2 separate regions of the Homo sapiens genome follow, and region 2 is linked to region 1. Evidence: chromatin loops called from intact Hi-C (ENCODE). Cell type or tissue: Caco-2. All regions are shown on one strand. Each heading gives the region's core, and the rest is flanking DNA. Links, peaks and the distances in the headings are about the cores only.

Region 1 (2,924 bases), core at 233-2,732:
AGAGCCTCTGCTAGGACAGTATGGAAGGGAAATGTGGGGTTGGAGCCCCCACACAGAGTCCCCACTGGGCTACTACCTAGGGGAGCTGTGAGAAGAGGGCCACCATCCTTCAGACCCCAGAAAGGTAGATCCATCAACAGCTTGCACCCTGTGCCTGGAAAAGCCTCAGGCACTCGACATCAGCCCATGAAAGCAGCTGCAGGTGCTGTGCCCTGAACAGTCCAGGGGCGGAGCTGCCCAAAGCCGTGTCAGCCCACCCCTTGCATCAGCATGCCCTGGATGTGAGACATGGAGTCAAAGGAGATTTTGGAGCTTTAAGATTTAATGGGTACCTAGCTGTGTTTCCACTATCTGCCCTCAGAATTATATTCACGAGATTTATCTATGTTCATCTGTGCAGCTTTATTTCATTTATTTTCACTGATGCATAGTATTTCCTTGTATGACTATATAATTATCTATTCACTCTTCTATTAATGAATATATAGTTTTCAACTTCTTGTGATTACAAATGATGCCGATACAAACATTTCTGTATATGTTTCTTATGTGTATACCTAGGAGAAGAGTTGATGGGCCACAGGGTATGAACATCTTCAATTTTACTGGGTATCACCAAGTTGCTCTCCAAAGTAGTTGCACCAATTTACACACCCATGCCAGCTGCTATTTATTAGTAATATAAATGGTCAATGTATGCATTCATTATGCACCAAATAATAACTTCTGTACATACATTATTGTATTTCATTATCACAAAATTATGAGTGAGGGATGATTGTTATCCCTATTTTACAGATGAGAACACTGAGACTTAGAAGAAGTATCTTTCCCAAAGTCACAAAGTTAGTGACAGAGCCGGGATTCGAATCCATCAACTTGAATCCAGAGAAAATGTTCTGCATCACTGTACAACACTGACTCCTTTTTCTCCTTTGAAAACAAGGCAAGATGCAAGAGGAAAAGGAAAGACTGGATGGAAATCAGATGTGTGTCCCTCCCCCTCTTCCCCCCTCCCCCCACAAAGCTTTTCTCATCCAGACATTCTTGGGACTCCATCTACTGGAAGATGAGGTATAAAATCTTATTGCGTAGGAAGAAAAGTTCAAATATGGGACTGTTCGGTGTAAATGGAGCTACTGACCAGAGTCACGCCTACAAAGACACATGATGCACTGTTCTGAAGTCAAGTCAATCTCAGCTTGAATTTATACTCCACTGCTAGCCAGATGATTTTTTCAGAAAGTCCTTTACGTGGTCCAATACTCAGTTTCCTCATCTATTAAACAGGATAATGATAATACCTACTGAACAAGTTGAGAGTCGGTTGAAATAAATGACGACATCTTGCACTGAGCCTGGCATCTGATGGGCACTCAGTAAATGTTGGCAAGTTGAATCCTTGGAAGTGGGAGATTTCAGAACCTTAAACGTTCTATTCAGTCTTTGAGATCGGAAGAACCCAAGCATCAAGGGTGTGTGTAGCCATTCACAGGAGGAATAGTCCCAGCACTGTCAGCAGGTCCCAGGGGGGTTATCACAAGGCTCCAGGCAGCAGTTACGTAATTCGGGGAAAGTGTGAGTCAGTCATATGGCACATGTGGCCATGGAACTCTGGGCAAGGAGGTGAAATACCATGTGCTGTTAGCCCCAATCTGTGATCCACATCACTCTGACACAAAGAGACCAGATCCTCCAACACAGGAGAAAAGCCATGGATGTGGTTGTGCCTTATCAGGGGGGAAGGGATTAAAAAGCAGCAAGAGCCAAAAGATAAAGTAATTGAAATTTACTTTAGCCGAAGTCAGAGATATGCCGACAGCATCCACGAGGCAGGCAGAGTTCAACTTACAAGGTGGATTCTGAAAGACATGACTCAGAAATGCACACATGCAGCTTTGTCCACTTACTCTGCCAACAACCTCTCCTAAAAGTCAGGGTAGGCTGGGGGCTAGATCAGGCTAACTCCCCTGCAGCAGTTCTGTGCTTAGTGCCACCAAGTCCAAGATAACCAAGCCTTGATCCTGGCTCTCGGGGACCTTGGCTCCGGCTCTGTCCGGCTTCCTCTGCAATGGCATTCCACGGCTATGTGCTCCTTGTTCCAGTACCCTGGGTCTATTTATTCCCCAGGACTCCTCTCCCTCCTGGAAGAGTCGAATCTCAGAAATAAATCCCTCTGAACCTGCAAGATAAATGGCCCATTATCTTATCCTACCTAAACTGTGTCCCCTCATTAAGGATCGCCACTAACACTGAGAACTTCAAGTAATCAAGGGAGATGAGGTTGCTGAGATAATCTCTTGGCACATCTCCAAGCATGCAGTGGAGCCCTGACAACTGCCAGGCTGGAGAATAAGCAGGTGTGTCATTTTTATACATTATATTTCCAAAAGGGAAAGGCCCAGAACTGAACAGCATCCTCAGCCTAATGCCACTGTAGGTTTTAGATGAAGTTGGCCTCATCTGGAAAAAGCTGGCTCTGGGAGGAGTCAAAACTAGAAAGGAGGCTCCAAATGCACCATACCCTGTTGAGGGGATGACAGCTAAGAGCATGGAGTGGTGCCCTAGCCAGAAGTCCAACCGTGAGAAAGGACTGGATCAGTTAGATGCCTAAGTCATGGGGATCATGGGAAAGGCACACATCTCATTCTGGCAATCCAATGCTCTTGAAAACCCTGAAAACTGCCAGTGAAGTTTTAAGCTGCATGAGCCATTAAAGATATTGAAAAAGGGAGATGGAGGAGAAGAAGTGAGGAAGGGCAGAGGGAGTGGGGGGAAAAGGGGAAAGGGGAGAAAGAGGAGAGAAGAGGAGGAGGAGGAGGATAAGATCTTGCCTCTTACACACAAGCCCAAGGAGCTGAATCTTATAGGAAGGAAATCTTGCCTATTCATTTGACCTGTTTTGAATGAGAATAGAGAAATAG
Region 2 (2,924 bases), core at 320-2,819, 66 kb before region 1:
CATTCTCATTTTGGCACTACCCCCGTGCTAACCAAGTGCTAAAAGTCCCCAGCATACAGCATGCAGTTTCTTGTTCTCTCAGACGCTGCCATTTTGTCTAGACCTGTCTTCCTGTCTGTACATCTTGGCTATTAGCTCAGCCTTCCATTGTCCAGATACCCTTCCTTTATAATCCCCATAGTGACTGCAGTGACCCCACGCAGCTCTCCCAGGGTCCCCTAGCACATCTCTACACTATTTCTGAGCACATTATATTGAAATTTCCTGTTTGCATGTCCTCTTGTGGCAGGAAATTTATCAAGTTTTATCTCTAGCACCTAGCTCAATGAATGCTTGCTGAGCTGAATTTCCTCACCAAAATTCCTTCTCCCCTTCTCCTGGTACTGGGCCTGGCTCTGCTTTTCCCCTACACACACTTCCCTCTTGATCTTCACAGAAGAGATTAAAGATCTCAGAAGGGCCAGTGATGGCTGAGATTCAGCCCACCGGCAGCATTTCTTAGTCACTCTGTGAAGTCTAGTTATATTTTCTCATGCATCCTTAATAAAACAACAGCTCTACTTTGCACAAAATCAGCCTTTCTCTTCAAAGACTTTAGGGAGCTTTACAGCTCTGGCTATGATATCCTAAGTGGAACACTGTGTGGTAAGGAGAGGCCAAAAAGAGATGAAAGTGGCACATTTAAAGGCCAAAACCCAAATCAAATACATTTCTTGTGCTGTGTTTATGAGTCACTGTGGTTACAGAAATCTTTAGCTCTGCAGAATCCTGTATTTCTAGTGTTTCATTTCTAAACTTGAATAAAGCCAGGCTAGGCTAGTGTGATGTTCCAGTTTCTGAGCTTCTGACCTCAGACAGGCTGGGTAGAGATAATAGAAATCAGGCACAATCCCAAATGAGAAAATGTTTCATTTGCCTCCCCTTCCTCAGGTTTTGTTTTAGCTTTCTGAGTAGGAAATTACACATTCAGAGAAAGATGCCCCTAACTTCTTAGCCATCTATATGATGTTAATAGATGAAAATTTCGATCCTAAAAATGTGAATGGGAGAAATTGTTAAGATTGGGTAGAGGCTAATGTAATATTCGGGATTAAAGTTTTTAAGTAGGCAAGATGAATAAATTTTGGAAATTAATCAAACAACTGACAATGTTTCACCAAAGTATTTTATGTGTTTAATATACACTGTGCACATTCTCCTACAGGCATATGCAAATGTATAAACTTAACATATTAAATAGCAGACTAGGGGATGAGAAGCACTTTAGTGTATAAAATATTATTATTTTCATTATTGTTATAGCAAACTTGAACACTCTTTACTGGAATCATTATTTGCTTGGAGAAATTTGCTGAGTTTGGCAATTTTCCACTGTCATTATGAATTTCTCTTTGTCAGGCAGCAGGGCCTCTGGAAGAGAGAAGGGTAAGTAATTCAGACAACTGGTTAGAAAAGAATCCTGTTTTTTTTTTTTATCAGTTTCTTTGGCCTGAATGCTGAATCTTTTGGCCATGAATTGTCTGAACCACCTGTCCCACACCGTCCATTTCTGAGAAATAGTCACTGCATTCTTCTCTAGGTTGTCAGAGGCTGAGAGGACAATAAATGGAGATAGCCAAGGATTCTTTCCAGCAAGAACTGTCTTGATCTATAGGCATCAGAGATAAGAGAAGCCCTGGGTGCTTTGTTCTAACAGGCTACTGAGGAATGATCATGGGTGCTGACCTTGAAATGCTGATGGAAACTCAACTCAAGTTGTGACATAGCAGTCTGCTTAACCAGCAGGGCAGAGCATTTCTCCAGCGCTCTTTCAAGAGGACTGTTAGTTGCATCCTGGTGTGCAGACTCAACCAACAGGAGGAAGAATAGACAAATAGTTCTTGTTCATTGCTGTTTTGGGGGCCCTTTTGAGTTAAGCTTAGTTTTGTTTTCTTAATGTCAAATCTGGCTGCTACAGTTTTGTATATGGTCATCTCACTTTCTAATTCTAGGTTTGCAAACATGAATGAGAAAATATCCAGCCAAGTATTTGGTGCTATCTGGCTTAGGAGCCATTGACCCAAATAACTGGTATCTCACAATGTGGATGACAAGGACCATAAACCAGCAGCACCCAATCCACTTGGTAAGGGTTTTTAAACAATGGGGTATAGTTATTTTTACTAATGAATATTTTACAAATAAAAACATTTGTGCTGACCTAGTTGAAATTTGGCAGATGTGACTGTTCCAAACTCAGCAAAGGGATATTAAAATAATGAATTCAATAAAGGAGTGTTACTTTCTTAATTCAAAATTGTTTATTAACTTTATTGGTATTTAATTTTTTTCCTTTTAAAATTAATTCCATTTAGTTGAAAGGTCAGAATTATGGTTCTCTCTATATTGGGGCATATCACCCTCACCAAATTATAGACACACAGGTTAGGCCACAATTGGGCAGTCTTTCTTGCTTGAACTGTAAGAGGCACAGGAATTAACACCATTGTATTCATGAGAAGAAGTAGAAGAAGAGGGAAAGAACATTTGTTTGGAGTAACAGTTACATTAAAAAATCTGAAGCTCCATAAATCACAGAACATTTAACAAAGAATCTGACTTTTCACTGCTTTACCACTCCCCTTCACCCCATCTATTTCCTTTGTGTATTCTAAATTAGGATGTATTCCAACAGTTATCATAATAGCTCTCATTTATGCACCCCTTGCATTGCGCTACTTATTTTATATATATTTACCTCTTAAAGCCATAAAATAATCTTATGAAATGTATCATGTTTCAGCCCCATTTTACATAAAACTGAGGCACAGAGAAGCTGAAAACCTTGCCCAGTATCACAAAGCTAATAAGTGAAGGAGTCAAGACTTGAATCTAGGTAGTTCGGCCAAGAAGGGATTAACAAAGTGCCACTATTTTCCTAGCCA

Evidence for each region. Peaks named below come from ENCODE experiments on the same cell type or tissue, not always from the same donor. Only the 100,000 strongest peaks of a DNase experiment are listed, where the experiment ranks them.
Region 2: a loop joins it to region 1, with 8 times the contacts of the local background. A loop is called at or near these places in 1 of 110 quality-filtered maps.

The regions. Positions count from the first base shown.
Region 1 is chr12:13,435,886-13,438,809 of GRCh38, reverse strand. No RefSeq gene overlaps it. Among named protein-coding and RNA genes, the nearest start is that of LINC01559, 61 kb to the right of the region's middle. RefSeq lists enhancers at 1-27, 28-549. In Caco-2, for the core only: no CTCF peak of the experiment used is centred there; a DNase peak (open chromatin) is centred at 1,563.
Region 2 is chr12:13,502,070-13,504,993 of GRCh38, reverse strand. No RefSeq gene overlaps it. Among named protein-coding and RNA genes, the nearest start is that of LINC01559, 130 kb to the right of the region's middle. In Caco-2, for the core only: no CTCF peak of the experiment used is centred there; a DNase peak (open chromatin) is centred at 1,703.